Linked DNA regions of Homo sapiens: region 2 is linked to region 1. Evidence: chromatin loops called from intact Hi-C (ENCODE). Cell type or tissue: B cell. All regions are shown on one strand.

Evidence for each region. Hi-C counts contacts between places; a loop is a spot of excess contacts. Peaks named below come from ENCODE experiments on the same cell type or tissue, not always from the same donor. Only the 100,000 strongest peaks of a DNase experiment are listed, where the experiment ranks them.
Region 2: it touches region 1 in a loop (16-fold over the local background); 25 of 110 quality-filtered maps call a loop at or near these places.

Annotation. Positions count from the first base shown.
Region 1 is chr5:112,170,667-112,178,666 of GRCh38, reverse strand. It overlaps EPB41L4A (erythrocyte membrane protein band 4.1 like 4A), which reads left to right. Exons shown (of 23, transcript NM_022140.5): 19 at 7,675-7,722. Among named protein-coding and RNA genes, the nearest start is that of SNORA13, 13 kb to the right of the region's middle. In B cell, CTCF peaks have their summits at 3,250 and 3,451 (motif pointing left); a DNase peak (open chromatin) is centred at 3,516.
Region 2 is chr5:112,525,761-112,533,760 of GRCh38, reverse strand. It overlaps LOC124901043 (a long non-coding RNA gene), which reads right to left. Exons shown (of 2, transcript XR_007058901.1): 2 at 3,349-6,395. Among named protein-coding and RNA genes, the nearest start is that of LINC02200, 99 kb to the left of the region's middle. In B cell, CTCF peaks have their summits at 3,818 and 4,022; DNase peaks (open chromatin) are centred at 1,110, 1,220 and 4,060; H3K4me3 peaks cover 2,039 bases; H3K27ac peaks cover 6,884 bases.

The DNA.
Region 1 (8,000 bases):
TTGTGTGTTTAATTTCCAAATATTTCAGGATTTTCTACAAATATTATTATTATTCTAATTTAATTCCATTGTGGTTAAAAAAAAAAGTCTGAACAGTTTTAATCCCTTGAAATTTATTGAGACTTGTTTTAAGGCCTAGCATATGGTTTTTAATGATGAATAATCTGTAGACTCAAGAAGAATGAGGAGTCTCAGTTACTGGTTGTCGAATAGATGCAGTTAGCTGATAGTGTTCAGATTGTGTCTTTTTTTTTATTTCTTCATCTACTTTTCAAGTAGTCATTGAGAGAGGGATGTTAAAATCTACAACAGTGATTGTCAATTTGTCTGTTTTTTCCTTTAATTCTGTCAGTTTTTACTTCAAGTTATTTTGAAGCTCTGGTGTTAGGTGTATGCATATGTATGGTTTTTTCCTTCCTGATGAACTGATGACCCTTTATTCTGGCAATACTTTCTCTGTGTCCACTACACATGCACACGCATAAATTCTACCATACCTTCTTCATGTTTACTGTTTGCATGGTATATCCTTTTAATCTGTTACTTTAAGCCTAGTTATGTCTTTATATTTAAAGTCCACCTCTTGTAAACAGTGTACAGTTGGTCTTTTTGTTTTTTTTTTTTAATTCTAGCCTGACAATCCCTGTCTTTTAAGTTCAGTGTTTAGCCTGCTAGCAGTTAACATAATTATTTGTATTTTGCGATATAAATCTACCATCTTGTTCTTTTTTCTGGTTTATTACGCCTGTTTTTTGTTGGTTTGTTGCTCCCTTCCTACTTTATTTTGTGTGAACTGAATATTTTTTGATACTCCATTTTATTTTCTCTACTGATATCTTACCTATACTTTTATTATTTTTTTATTTATTGCTTTCTCTCTGTAAGTATGATTCTTATCAGTATGGTTCCTTATCACACCCTAAGATGAATATTGTAACATTTAAAATTTAGAAACATTGGAAAAATATAGCTCCACTTGTGCTTTGTGCTATTGTCATATATTTTATTTTTGCCTGTTAGAAGCCTCGTATTAAAATGTTAATGTATCTTTGCTTAAACAGTGAGTTTTTATATAAAGAAATTAAGAGGAGGAAAAACCTTAGTTACTGTGGTGGGAAGAATAATGACCCCTGATATATGTCCATGGCTTAATCTCCATAATGTGTGAATATATGACCCTAGATGGCAGAGAGGAGTTAAGATTGCAGGTGGAATTAAGGCTGTTGTTAATCAGTTGACCCTCACCCAGAGATATTATCCTGGATTATCCAAGTAGGCCCAAAGTAATCATAAGTTTCTTAAAAGTGGAAGAGGTGACAGAAGAGGAAGAGTGTTTCAGTTTGAAACGGACTCAACCTGCTGTTGCTGGCTTTGAAAATAGAGGAAAAGGCCTTGAACGAATAAATGTGGGCAGCTCCAGAAGATGGAAAACACAAGAAAATGAATTTTCCCTTGAGTCTGCAGAAAGGAATGCAGCCATGCCAACACCTTGATTTTAGTCCAGTAGGACCTGTGTCAGATTTCTCAGCTGATACGGCCAAAGTGCAGTTAAAGTAGAAAAAAAAATTATATATATATATTTGTGTGGATAGTAGTTCATTTAGAAGTTGCTGGCCGGGGACGGTGGCTCATGCCTGTAATCCCAGCACTTTGGGAGGCCAAGGCAGGCCGATCACCTGAGTTCAGGAGTTCAAGACAAGCCTGGCCAACGTGGTGAAACCTCGTCTCTACTAAAAATACAAAAATTAGCTGGGTGTGGTGGTGGGTGCCTGTAATCCCAGCTACTTGGGAGGCTGGGTCAGGAGAATTGCTTGAAGCTGGGAGGCGGAGGTTGCAGTAAGCCGAGATGGCGCCATTGCACTTCAGCCTGGGCAACAGGAGTGAAACTCCATCTCAAAAAAAAAAAAAAAAAAAAAAAAAAAAGTTGCTCTGGTGGGTAAAAAGCAGATTGAGAAAGAGGAAGAAAGGAAGCAGGAAAGCAATTAGAAAACTTTGCAGTGGTCCACGTGAGACGCTTTTAGCTCAGAAAAGATGGTGGTGGTGAAATGAAGAGAGTAGATGAATATACATTTTGGAAGTACAGCTGACAGATTTGTAGTGTGAGCGGTATTATGGATGACATTGAGTTTCTGAGCAGATGCACTGAGTGGGTAGCATCGTGTTTTACTGAGATGGGAAGGGATGGGCCAGGAATGTTTTGGGGGGGAGAGAATCAAGATTTCTCTTTGTTAGGTTTGAGATGCCAAGTAGGCAGTTAATGGAAATGTCAGGTGGACAACTGAATACAAATGTTGTAACTCTTAAGGATGATGGATTACTTCATATAGCACAAACTGAGCTCTGTCCTTTATTTGAGTTATGACTGTTAAAAGCCTGAGATTGATTGACAATTAATAAAATACCTGCTGGGTGCTGTTGTTTGCATTCTGGATCTTCAGCTTATTACCTGATCCCCATGAGCTTCCATCTCTACAACACTGATGGTACCACGCTCTTAGGATTTTGCTGAGCATTAAGTGAGGTTGTGCCTGTGTCACAGCCTTTATTAGTAAGTTCCCCCAGGTCTTAGTTATTCTCTAGAAACACTGCAAGGTATTTGTGTTTTTCCTTGAGATGAGGAGGTGGTGAGAAATGAAGAGAGTAGATAAGGCAACTCACAAAAAGTCCTTAGAGACTTGAATTTGGTTGTGTGAGGATTTAGGAACCACTACAGCTTTCTTTAAAAGTGGAAATATAAGCTGGGTATGGTGGCTTGTATGTGTAGTCCCAGCTACTTGGGAGGCTGAGGAGGGATGATTGCTTGAGGCCAGGAGTTCAAGACCAGCCTGGGCAACATAGTGAGACCGCATCCCTTAGAAAAAGTGGAAACATGGCTAGGGCAGTATTCAAGGAAAGCAATCAAAATTATCCTTCATATATATATACATATACACACACACACACATATCTTCAGATATAATATATACATAATATAGAAAATATTTTAAAATATATGTACTATATAAAAATATTTATGTATATTTGGCATTTCAGATGTACAGTAAACCACTGATCTCTCCATTACTCCCATATTCTTAAATTCCTACTGCAGTATATGTAAATTAGGTATCCATTAAGGGTCAGAAGGTTATGATACACCATTATTCATTTTTGTATTTTATCCGCAACAAATAGCTAGAAAATCAATTCATTATTAAATACCAGAGACATAAGAGTAGAGTAGTATAAAATACAAAACTGTTTTCTACTAAAAAGCGTTAAGCTGAAATATGATTAGATCTCTGTTAAAACATTGGGAAGTACAGTTCTATTTAGTACATTTTTCAGCTACAGTTGATGTTTATCACTAGGAAAAAAGCTTTGTTGAACCTGCTTTTCTACATGGGTGAACCTTTACTCAGTGGGATATTTGGAAGAGGTATTAAAGCGTAAACAATGGTTTTGGTAGGGTCAAACCTGGGTGCAAGAGAAGGTTCGGGCTCCCTCTGGTGGTGATAATATCTTACTATTTTTATTGAAAAGTACTGATACTGTGGAAGATGAGGCCGTCAGGGCGATGTTCTCAGTTACACACAAAACATATAAGTCTGGTGTGTTAGGTGAAGATATAACATGAACCCCCACCCCCAACCCGGAAGTGCCTCCTGAGCGATCTTCAGCAGCTAGGTTGTTCATCTCAGTGGCTTCCTAAGGCTTCTTTGATTTGGAGGGGGAGGGAGAAGAGTAAGACATCTCCTAATTAGATTTATTTTGACCCGTCAGGAATGTGACAAAGAATGACTGGGATATTTGTTAGGTGCTTTGAATTCCTTAAATAAAGATGTTTTATAAATGTACATATTTTCCACTCTAAATTTCCTTTCAGAGGAGTGATCAGTATAAAGATGGACAAAAAAAGAGTAAAATACTGCCATATTTTTTAGTATAATATACAAAATATAGTAAATATATTACTGGATAATGTATTGCCCATATTATGTTTTTAGATAATATAGTTGAATAGTTTGGGGGATATTTAAAATGATTATATGCAGTGATGGAGTTTAAATCCTTTGTAGATTTATGATATGTTTGTTTCAGGGTTTTGGAATAAGGGAAAGTGATTTGTGAATGATGTGTCATCAAACTAATTTCTCTGATTAATTTAAAGTGGAATATTTGTATGTGGAGGAGGGATGCTTTTGAAAAATACTGGACTAATACTGGGCTGCATGTTTATTTTCTATATATGTCGTACCTATGGACAACTCAGGGTTCTATTTCCTTTCCTTAGGAATTTATTTGGAGAGTTTAAGTAAAACATCTGCATAATTAAGTGCCTCAAATTAAGAAAAATGACTGCTGGAATTCCACAGCTTTCTAAATCCACAAGATAACACTGAGCTGCAGATCATGAATTCATCCTAAATTATTGATTAAATGTGTGTGCAGATGTAAGCATAAAAATAATACATTCCTCATTAACATGCAGCTTGTGTTGACATTTGTGAAATCACAGGTGGTCTAGCAATCAGAGGAAATTAGCATTTTTTAAGCTTTGGAACTTTTCCTCGCCTTAAAACTGTTTGAAACTATTGGCCACGTCAGAACTTAGTTTAGTTAAAAATAGGACTTTTATGGTGCTATAGAATGTAAAAATAAAGACTAAACTCTTCAATCTTTTAGGACCAATGTTAATGGCTAGAAGGTCTGATGATCTCGTTCAGATTAAGATAACATTTCTCAGGCTAGGCACAGTGGCTCACGCCTGCAATCCCAGCATTTTGGGAGGCTGAGGTGGGCAGATTATGAGGTCAAGAGATGGAGACCATCCTGGCCAACATGGTGAAACCCCGTCTCTACTAAAAATACAAAAATTAGCTGGGCAGGGTGGCACATGCCTGCAATCCCAGCTACTCGGGAGGCTGAGGCAGGAGAATCGCTTGAATCCAGGAGGCGGAGCTTGCAGTGAGCCGAGATGGGGCCACTGCACTCCAGCCTGGGTGACAGAGCGAGACTCTCTCTCAAAAAAAAAAAAAAACAAAGATAACATTTCTCTAATTCTTCTGAGATGGGAATGAAAAGCATTTCCTTTGGAATTACAATAATAGTATATTTAAAAAAAAAAACATGAAAACACTCTTATTTTTTTTCCTGATAACTAAGGTAAGAAATTCTCCTGGCTTAAAAAGATCAGAAAATATAGAAAAGCATAAACAAGAAAATAAAATTACCTGCAATACCAGCACTCAGACATATCCACTGTTATCATGTTATCATTTTTTTAATGTATTGTTCATAGTCACTATCTCTCACCACTAGGCCTGATATCATGGGGTGTATGTCCTCCTGGCCACTCATAACTTTCCTCATTCTCCCCGTGTCCACCCTGAAAGCATTCAGCTTTGAATTGCATGCCCTCACATGATACCACTCACCACTTCCGGTAGTTGTCATCAACTGCACCCTCGGTCATTTTCCCATTCTTTTAAGATTTAGGTTCTGCTGTACTGTCACTCTCTCCAGCACTATTCTAGTACTCACATAATGGATCTTTACAAAAACTTGGCTTCCACCACCCAACCATAGCCACTTAATTCCTAGGTCATACCCTTAATCAGTGGTTTTCCAACTGGGGGCAGTTTTGCTTCCAAGGGGACATTGTCTACAGACATTTTTGGCTGTCACACTGGGGAGGTGCTACTGGCGTCTAGTTGGGTAGAGGCCACAGGTGCTACTGATCATGCTACAATGCACAGGACAGCCTCCTGCAGCACAGAATTAGTATAGAAAATGTCAGTAGGGCCAAGGGTGGGAAACCCTGCTGTAACTAGAAGAAGCTGATATGCCCACTATCATACCTTCCTGAAATAAGAATAATGATCAGTAGAATAGCTTCCTAACCTGGATATTATGTAATACTTCAGACTCTTGGTTGACTGTAAGAAATAGATCCTGGGGTATAGTCACAGCTGAACCATCATTCTGTCAGAATGGAATAACACCTTAGTGCTTTTTAATATTAGCACTTTCTCTGACAGTATCATTTAATGGGGTTAACATATTATCTAGCAAATCAGACCAACCAAATGTAGGAAAGGCAGAATACATACAGGACACCAAGGAAGCAGTTTCTATGATTTGTAAGAAACATACAATTTTTTTTTTTTTTTTTTGGCACAGGGTCTCATTCTGTTGCCCAGACTGGAGTGCAGTGGTGTGATCTCGGCTTACTGCAACCTCCACCTCCCAGGTTCAAGTGATTCTCATGCCTCAACCTCCTAAGCAGTTGGAATTACAGGCACATGCCACCATGCCCAGCTAATTTTTTGTATTTTTAGTAGAGATGGGGTTTTGCCATGTTGGCCAGGCTGGTTTTGAACTCCTGACCTCAAGTGATCCACCCACCTTGGCCTCCCAAAGTGCTGGGATTACAGGCTTGAGCCACTATGCCCAGCCTAATCTTATTCTTAAAACAAAGAACATCTACATTTAACAGTACCATATTTGGTCTGAGACCAAGATTTCATCCCTTTTTCCTTTTCATGTTTTGTCTCATCCTGAGTTGATTAAAAGGTCTTTATAGACAGATCACTTTTTTCCCCCTGCACAAAGGAAAAACCATTTGGTCAACTCAGTGGCTGGAAAGTAGCTTAGTGTATTCTGTAGGTTCAGGAAGCCCTACCAGAATACCGTAGTGGTGCCCTTATGAATCGAGAAGAATGAAAGCATTAATGATATCATACACTAAAAGCATTATTGAGCCCCCCAAATGCTAATACAGATTAATCACATACAATTCCATAGGATCAGTGGCTTTTAATTATTTGTTCTTTCTTTTGGCCTATTACTAGATCTCTGTTCTCTTAAAGGGACTGATGAAAGCTTATTTTCTCACTATGAAGAAAAATCATTCTGTGTCAACAATTGCAGTGATAATAGATTTCACTGCATTCATTGCTACAATGGGAGAAATAGTTGATACTACAGAGAGTACAAACACTTGAATGCTGACTGAATTTTTCATTCTAGGAAGTTAAAGATAGTGGTATAATATCTGCTCACATACTTCTTGGAGAAAAGATTTGCAGAGTCAATAGTTAGGAATGGAGAAGGGCGTAAAGAGGGTGGCAGCATGAGCCAAGGCCACTGATAGTCCTAGCATTTGCTGGCCCAAGTTTTGTTGCAGAAATGCAACACCAGATGTAACATGAAAGATGGGTCATTGGTACAGTCTGCCATCAGGGCCATCCCACCAGTTGCTTTTTCCTTTTGGTGGTTGCTTCTCCTAGGTAATCACAGATCATGTTGGAACTTTTTAGAATCAGGATGAGTTCTTCTTTTACCATTACTTACAAATATCTGGAAAGATCAGAAACAGACGCCCTGAATCATTCTTCGTTGTACAGTTACCACTGGATGGGGAGGCATATGACCCTGCAGTTCTGAGGTCTTTCATTAAATGAAGCTCTGGTTATGACTGGGTTTTATGATTTTCCTTCAGCGGCAGTAGCAGCAATTTAGCTGCTGGTGTCTTTATACTAACCATCACAATGGCTCTCCCTGTCCAGTCTTTCCTTGTCTGTTCTCAGCTGGCAAATAAGAACTTCACAGTCTGAAAACTATTAAAGTTAGTTATTAGGTTGTGAGATGAAGCATGTTTGCAGAGATGAATGTTGTTTTCTCTATTTATAGGAGAAGCCCCGATATCCAAGCAAAAGAAGAGTTATGGAAGCACATTCAGTGAGTAATAGTTTTCTTTCTTATTGTTTTAAAACCCATGTAGTTTTAATGCAATTGCAAGGAAGACTCCTGATACTGAGAGGCAACTTCAGCGTGATGCCTGCCAAAGCCATTGCCACTGTGTGTGGCAGGCACATGGAGCACATGGTGGTGGTGCCTTAACCATATCAACACCTATCTACAGGCAACCCTGACACCTCCTCACCTTGGGTCATTTAGTCTCGCCTCTAAATGGACCTCAGACAGGCCAATAGTTTACAAATAAATACCAAGGAAAA
Region 2 (8,000 bases), 360 kb before region 1:
TGCCCTCTCATTCGGTGTGTTGCTTATTCCCTCTCCAATCCCTATGAGTCAGACTATGCCATCAGCTTCTCTCTACTGAGGACTTTGCCCTCCTAGGTAGCCCTATTGGACAGGATATAAGATGACCTCATGCCAGCTTTCTTGTGTGTGGTTCACATTTCTGTTATGTAAAATCCATGCATCTCTTGCTCTGACAAATTCTGTGTATGCAGGCCTATGTCAACCCAGCCATCTTTCCCTTGGCTTACCAGTCAGCTGCTGTCCAGCCTGTCTCTCACCCTTGAGTGCTCAGAGGGGAGTCACACTCAAGTGCAGTGTGTCCCCACCCCCAGACTTCAGGAAATACACATTAAGCTCTCTGAGAATTCCCTTTGATGCTTCTTCTTCTAAGTTGAGATGAAAAAACAAGCAATTCACATCCTATTCTTTTGCGAATGAGGTGGTAGAGGAACCCACAGCACATGCAGAGCTTTCAGAAGACATATCACTCTTCAAAAATCCCTTATTTTCATTTCCAGTAGCCAGATGCTTTTATATGCTCAACGTGGATGACGGATTTAAGAGCTGTGCAACTCTGGTTTTGACATGCATCATGGTTATGCAAGATATTAATGTTGGGTGAATGTGGGTGAAGGGTGTGTGAAAACCTCTGTACTATTTTTGTCACTTCTTCTGAATCTTAAGCTATTTCAATATGTAAAGTTATTTTAAAAATGGTCATGCAACTAATTTTCATTTTTGGATAACATCTTGTTTTAGAATGTTGGATTTGGATTTAGAATTAAACTTACCCTGTTTTCAGTGGATCAAGTTTGAAATGTTGTCTCTTTTGTGTTTTGATGTCAGAAGTTCTAATTTAAAATCTTAAGTAGTGTGAGATCATGGCCGACAGGATGGGGGCAGGACTAGATTGCAGCTCTGGACAAAGCAGTGGAGGGCAGCTCACATTGTGAATTTTAGCTCCAGATAGACTGCAAGAACAAACCAGCAATCCCAAGAAGACCCACAGACCCTCCGAAGGAAGTGGACTGCTCCTAGAGGATCCAGGAGACCCTCCCAAAACTGTGAGTGCCCCAACTGTGGAAGTGAGAAAGGGAGACCTTCCTCTCCCAAACACACACCCACACTGTAGCAGGACAAGCTGCAGTCAAAACCCCTCAGACACTGAGTTAAAGAAGGAAGGGCTTTATTTAGGCAAGAGCTTTAGCAAGACTCACGTCTCCAACAACCGAGCTCCCCAAGTGAGCAATTCCTGTCCCTTTTAAGGGCTCACAACTCTAAGGGTGTCCGCTTGAGAGGGTCGTGATCAATTGAGCAAGCAGGGGTACATGACTGGGGGCTGCATACATCGGTAATTAGAAAGAAACTGAACAGGACACGGATCTTCACAGTGCCTTTTTTATGCAAATAACTGATTAGGTCAGGGGTCGATCTTTAACTACCAGGCCCAGGGTGTGGCACCGGGTTGTCTGTTTGTAGATTTCATTTCTGCCTTTTAGTTTTTACTTCTTCTTTCTTTGGAGGCAGAAATTGGGCATAAGACAATATAAGGGGTGGTCTCCTCCCTTATTCCCCCCATTTGAGAATCTCACTCAATAGTGGGAGTTCTCACTTTCATCCTCACTACCCATGTCTTCTTGCAAGACAGATCGATGGTGATTCATATAGTACACTTGTGCTGGAGTATTTTGGAGAGCTAAGGTAGCGATGAAGCTTTTTTATCATTTGAAGAAGTACAGGTAGCAAACAAGGGAGCAGTAAGCAGGTTTTTATTACTATTATAACTCCTATTATAAGAGTTTTAAATCCTCCTAGCACTGGGAGCCATTTTCCAAACATGGCTTCAGGATCAAATCCATGCCACACTTGCATGGACACGTGTGCCAGTTTTGTCATATCTCTAACTATGTCTTCAACCACTCGCCCTTGATCATCTATGTGTAGACAGCAATTAGTAAGGTTAAATTTCCCACAGACCCCTCCTTCAACTGCTAGCAAGTAGTCGAGAGCCAATCTACTTTGATAGATAGCATTTCTCATCTGAGTTTCTTGCCAGGCCAGAATAGTCAAGGCTCTGCTGGTTGTATCAGTGGTTATTTCTAAGACAGCTTGTAACCGTATGATTTGGTTCATCATGTAAATGGGGGTCCGGCGTCCCCATGAGCTGTCTTGTGCCCAAGTAGCAGGCCCATAATATTGTATGATTCCCTCAGGGGACCATTCATCATCTTTCCAATTTCCTATAGCTTTGCTTCTCTTTTCACTGGAAGCATAGACAGGGAAGCCCAGGAGTTCACCTGTCTTTATGGGCAGTAGAAAGAAAGATGGTTTAATAGTGACAATAACACAACTACCCGCCCACTGTTCGGATAATTTGGCATAAGCTCTATGCCCACATATCCAGTATAATCCAGTGGGGGCTGTCCAGTCCCGGTGGGACTCCGGGTGGGTCCACACGGTTTGCAACTTTGGGAATTTACTAAGTGGATTCCTCTCTGTGTGATTTGAACTCCACCAAGTGACTGTCTTTGTGGTGCCATTATACAGTTTCTGTTCCAGACAACTAAGTCATTCTACGGGGTAAGTGAATTCTTTTCCTTCTCTAGCTATGCAATATTGTCCAATAATTGAGGCTTTTAGGACTCAGAAATTATTAGAGTGATTCTTTTGAGCCAGGAATTCATCAGGAGCTGGGTCTGTATGTACTAATTTTCAGGCTTCCCATGGCCATTGATCTCCCACTGCAGTTCCTCCACAGACATAACATGAAGTGACATTGAGAGACTGGGCTACATGCTTGGCTAATTGCAAAAACAAATTTCTTGTTTTTCCTGGAATTTCTGGTACTGGCACATTTAGTTCATCATAGAAAGTTTGAAACACTGGCTCAGGAGAGTGTTTGTAAACTTCTCCTCAAACTAAGAAATTTACTCGAGGATCCAGTCTGGCCCCATTGATTCCTAAGGTCACATGCTCCCCTTTTCTCCAGCGTGGATCAAGGGGATTGGTTATTACTAGCTCTAAGGTGTTACCTTGTCCCTTAGTACAGGAAGGGCCATTTTTTCCTTTCTGAAGGTGGACTGGATCCTTTTCATTTTTTATCCAAGTGGCCCAAATGACACAAGACCAGTATCCACATTCATTTCCACACAGTCCTAATTCATGACAAATGTACTTATTTTTGGTCACATAGCCTTTTTCCCAACTAAAAGAGCTATATCCCCTTCCTAACTTATTGCTATTAATGACACCACAGGTATCAAATTTCAAGATTGTGCATCTGGGCACCCCTTTTTCTTCTGTTCTGGCTAATACTTTACTTGTATCATTTATGAGTCCCCACCAGTCTTCAGTCCTTAATTTTATTTCAAAAACTGTGGACATGGGAGGCTCAAAGGGGTCATAACACACATCTGGCCAGTCATTTCCTGGGCTACATACCTTATACTGAGTGTCGTTATATAAACATATTCCTTTTAAATTTCCTGGGCATTCATAGTAACTATAGAACAGAAAGATTGTTGTAACTTGTTGTGCTACCTCGGTAACCTGATGTATACACTGAGAGCAGTCCTACATGTGAGGAAAATCAGTGGAAGTTTTTACTATACAAGTCCAAATTATAAGGAAAGTGAGTCCCACAATGATCCTCCTCATGTTTTGGCTGTGCGTAGACCAGTCAGCTTCCAGGTGTGACTGGAGCAGGGCTTGTCATCCTCCTCAGAGTCACTTTGCAGGGGTTGTCCAGGCTCTGTTTTGCCTCCCAGGTTTCAGCGGCTGCAGGATTCACATGGCTGTGGTGGACCCAGGATGGGATTCCTTCTACCTTTACAGCCTTGGGGGTGGTCAGGATGATGGTCTGAGGTCCTTTCCACCATGGCCACAAAGGGGCTATGTTCCAGTCCTTGATCCACATGCGATCACCTGGAGAGAACGGGTGAACTGGGGAGAGTAAGCTGATGGGATACCTCTCATTTACCCAAGTTGAGATTGTTTGTGTAATTTTTCCTAAAGCCTGTAGCTGTCGCTGTAATTCAATTTCACCTGACACTTGGGGAGTGCCTGAAAGCCCCAGTAGTATGGGAGGAGGCCTATGATACGGTATTTCCTAAGGGGAGTGTCCTGTTTTCTTAGAAGGAGTGCATCTAATTTTAAACAATATCATAGGAAGAGACTGTATCTGCTTTAATCCTATTTCCTGACATACTTTCCCTAAACTATTTTTGATAGTCCGATTCATTCACTCCATCTTTTCCAGAACTCTGAGGTCAGTAGGTGGCACATAGCTTCCAAGTGATTCCTAATGCCTTTGCTGTCTTCTGTACCAAGTCAGCCACAAATGCCCGCCCATTATCTGAGCCAATTCATAAAGGCAGTCCAAACCTAGGAATAAAATCTCAGAGAAACACATGGGTTACCTCATAGGCCTTTTCAGTTTGTGTTGGATACGCCTCCACCCACTCAGAGTAAGTACACACAAGAACCAGCAAATACTTGTTACCTCCACATTTCGGCATTTCTGTGAAATCCACCTCAAAATCCTCAAAAGGAGCCGCTCCATAAGCTTGTATGCCGGGTGGAACAGTGGGGCCTTACCTCGCATTGTGCTGTTGGCAAATAATGCACTGCTGTGCTACAGCTTTGGCAAGGGCTGGCAAGTATGAGATGTAGAAGTAGCAGCTTAACAATTTTTCATGTGACTCTTGACCTAGATGAGTGGTTTCATGCATGGCCAATATGATTGTGGCTCCCAGCAATTGTGCCATAGCTACTCTCCCATCTGGCAGTCTGATCCATCCTCCTTTTATTACTTGCCCCCCTTCTGCATGGAAGAAGTCTTTTTCTTCCTTAGAATAGGTAGGTACCAGGTCAGGTGTTTGAGGGAGTAAGGGGGCTGCTACTGATGCCCAGTAAGGGGTAGATGCTGCATTTTGAGCTTCTGAATCAGCTCAAGAGTTTCCTAAGGCCACTGAGGTGGAGGCTTGCTGGTGTCCCCTGCAGTGCATGACTGCTGCCTTCTGAGGTTTCCACACTGCCTCTAGTAATTGTAGAATTACTTGTTGATATTTTATGTCCTTTCCCCCAGAGTTTAACAGGACCTTTTCCTTATATAATGCTCCATGCACTTGGAGGGTTAGAAAAGCATATCGAGAGTCAGTGTAGATGTTTAGTCTTACCTTCACTGAGTTCTAGAGCCCGAGTTAAAGCAATGAGCTCAGGCTTCTGGGCTGAAGTGCCCTGTGGCAACAGTTTGGCTTCAATGGCAGCATCCAAAGTTACCACTGCATATCCTGCACATCTTTCTCCTTATGGGTTGATGAAGCTACTCCCATCCACGTATAACTCCCAGTCTACTGATGCCCATGGCTGGTCCCAAAAGTCAGGTCTGCTAGAATAAACTGAGTCCAACACCTCTACACAGTTACGCTTGACCAGGCTCTCTGATACTGGGAGCAGGTGGCGGGATTTAGGGTGTTACAGACTTCAGTGGTTATGCGGGGATTTTCACATAGCAAGCTTTGGTACTTGATTAAACTAGCATTTGGTAGCCAATGATGTCCTTTGGTATTCATCAAAGTTACCACAGCATGGGGGGCCTTTATATTCAGGTTTTGCACAAGGGTTAGTTTATCTGCTTCTTGTGCTAACAGGGCTGTTGCTGCCAGGGCCCTTAGACATGGTGGCCAGCCTTTGGAAACCCCATCTAGTTGTTTTGAGAGATAGGCCACTGGTGTAGGCCAGGGCCCCACAGTCTGGATTAAAACTCCAACTGCCGTTTTTTCTCTTTCTGACACATAGAGTGTAAAGGGCTTTGTCAAATCTGGTAGTCCTAGGGCTGGGGCCGACATAAATTTTTCCTTTAACTTACAAAAGGCTTGCTGTTGTAGAGGTTCCCATTCAAAGCGCTCCCAATCGCCCCACTTTGTAACCCTGTACAAAGGTTTTGCTAGCATTGCAAAGTTTGAAATCCCTAATCTGCAAAACCCTACAGCTCCTAGGAATTCCCTTACTTGCCTCCTGGTTTTAGGTTCTGGTAGGCTGCAGGTGACCTGCTTTCTTTATGACCCCAGGCTGCACTCCCCTTTCTGAATAGTGAATCCCAGGTAGCGTACCTGCTGTCTGCAGATCTGAGCTTTCTTCTTGGACACCTTATACCCACAGTCCTCCAGGTGCTGAAGCAGGGCATCCATCCCTTTTGCGCACCTGACTGCCGTGGAGTGTCCCAGCAGAAGGTCATCCATGTACAGGAGCAAGATGCAGCCTAGGTCTTTAGCAGGAAACTTTTGCAGGTCTCGAGCCAGGGCCTCCCCAAAGATAGTAGGGGAGTTCTCAAACCCTTGGGTAAGCTGGGTCCAAGTGTACTGAGTAGTGACACCTGACTCCGGATCTTCCCACTGAAAGGCAAACAGCTTCTGGCTCTCAGGAGATATTCTGATGCTAAAGATGGCATCTTTTAAGTCTAGACAGGTAAAGCAGCTATCCTCAGCCAGCAGCAGCCCTAACAATGTGTAAGGGTTAGGAACTGTTGGGTGCAGAGTCACTGTAGCTTGGTTGACCAAATGCAAGTCTTGTACTGGTCAGTAGTCCTTGGTCCCTGGCTTAGGGACAGGCAGGAGGGGAGTGTTCCATGGAGACTGGCAAGGAACTATAATTCCATAGGCTTTCAAGTGCCTGAGTTGAGCCTGGATTCCTTCAAGAGCTTCCCTGGGAACTGGATACTGCTTTTGTCTAATTGGTTGGGCCCCAGGCTTAACTTCTATGAGTACAGGGGCTTGGTTGACCACCAGTCCTGGAGGATTATCCTCTGCCCATATTCAAGGCCATTGCTTAGCTAGAGCTGGTTTTATCCCTTGGCCTGGCTCGGTTAAAAAAAAGTCTCCATTCTTCTTCCTGGGGGACTGTAAGGGCCATGATAACTCCTGTTCTGGGTAACTTTTGCTGTAAAGAGCTCTGTTTTGTAAAGGAGATGGTGGCTGTCAGCTTGCTAAGCAAGTCTCTTCCCAGCAAGGGCAAGGGACAGTCAGGCATGTACAAGAACTGGTGAACTATTTCTTGTCCACCCACCGAGCAGGTCCATGGTAGATAGAAAGCCTGCTTAGTGGAAACTCCTGTTGCTCTGGTTATATCAATGGTTTTCTTGGATAAGGGGGCAAATGGGGTGGTCACTACTGAATGTTCAGCACCAGTATCGACCAAAAACTTAATGTCCTTGCCCCCAATTGTAATCCTGACCATGGGATCCTCGGGGGCACTTAAGCCTGGTCCCCTTCAGTCCAATAGCCCTTCAGCCAGATTGAACAGAGTTCCCTCATCTTTATCTGAGGTCTTTTGTTCCAAATTACCTTGCTTTTCCTTCAGTTGGGTACACTTATCTTTCCAATATCCTGTTTCCTTACAATAGGTGCATTGGTTACATTGCAAGCATGGGTGATTAGACTGGATATTCTTCCCAGAACCCCCCTTTCCCACTCCTTTCGAGGGAATTCCCCTAATGGCCACAGCCAGTAAGTTGGCATTTCACCTGGCCTGGCATTCGCCTTCCTTACGGCTTTCTCTGTGGCTTATTGCATCTCTATTTACAAACACTTGATTGGCTATTTCCAGTAACTGTGAGGTATTCATACCTGCAAACCCAACCTGTTTCTGCAATTTTCTCCTGATATCTTCTGCACTTTGACTAACTAAGGCCATGTAAATCGTGCACTGATTTTCAGGGCTATCTGGATCAAAGGGAGTGTACATACGGTAAGCCTCACACAGTCTTTCATAGAATTGTGCTGGACTCTCCTCTTTTCCTTGGATGACCTTAGAAACCTTATTTACATTTGTAGCCTTTTGAGCCCCTTTCTTTAGACCTTCTATTAATCCCTCACAGTACCGTCTTAGCCTCTCCATGTCTGGTCCCTCGTTCGGGTCCCAGTGGGGGTCTGCTCCTGGCAGCTGAATTCTTATATATTCTTGGAGGTTTTGGTAATCAGCTGGGACGCGCCTCTCTAGCC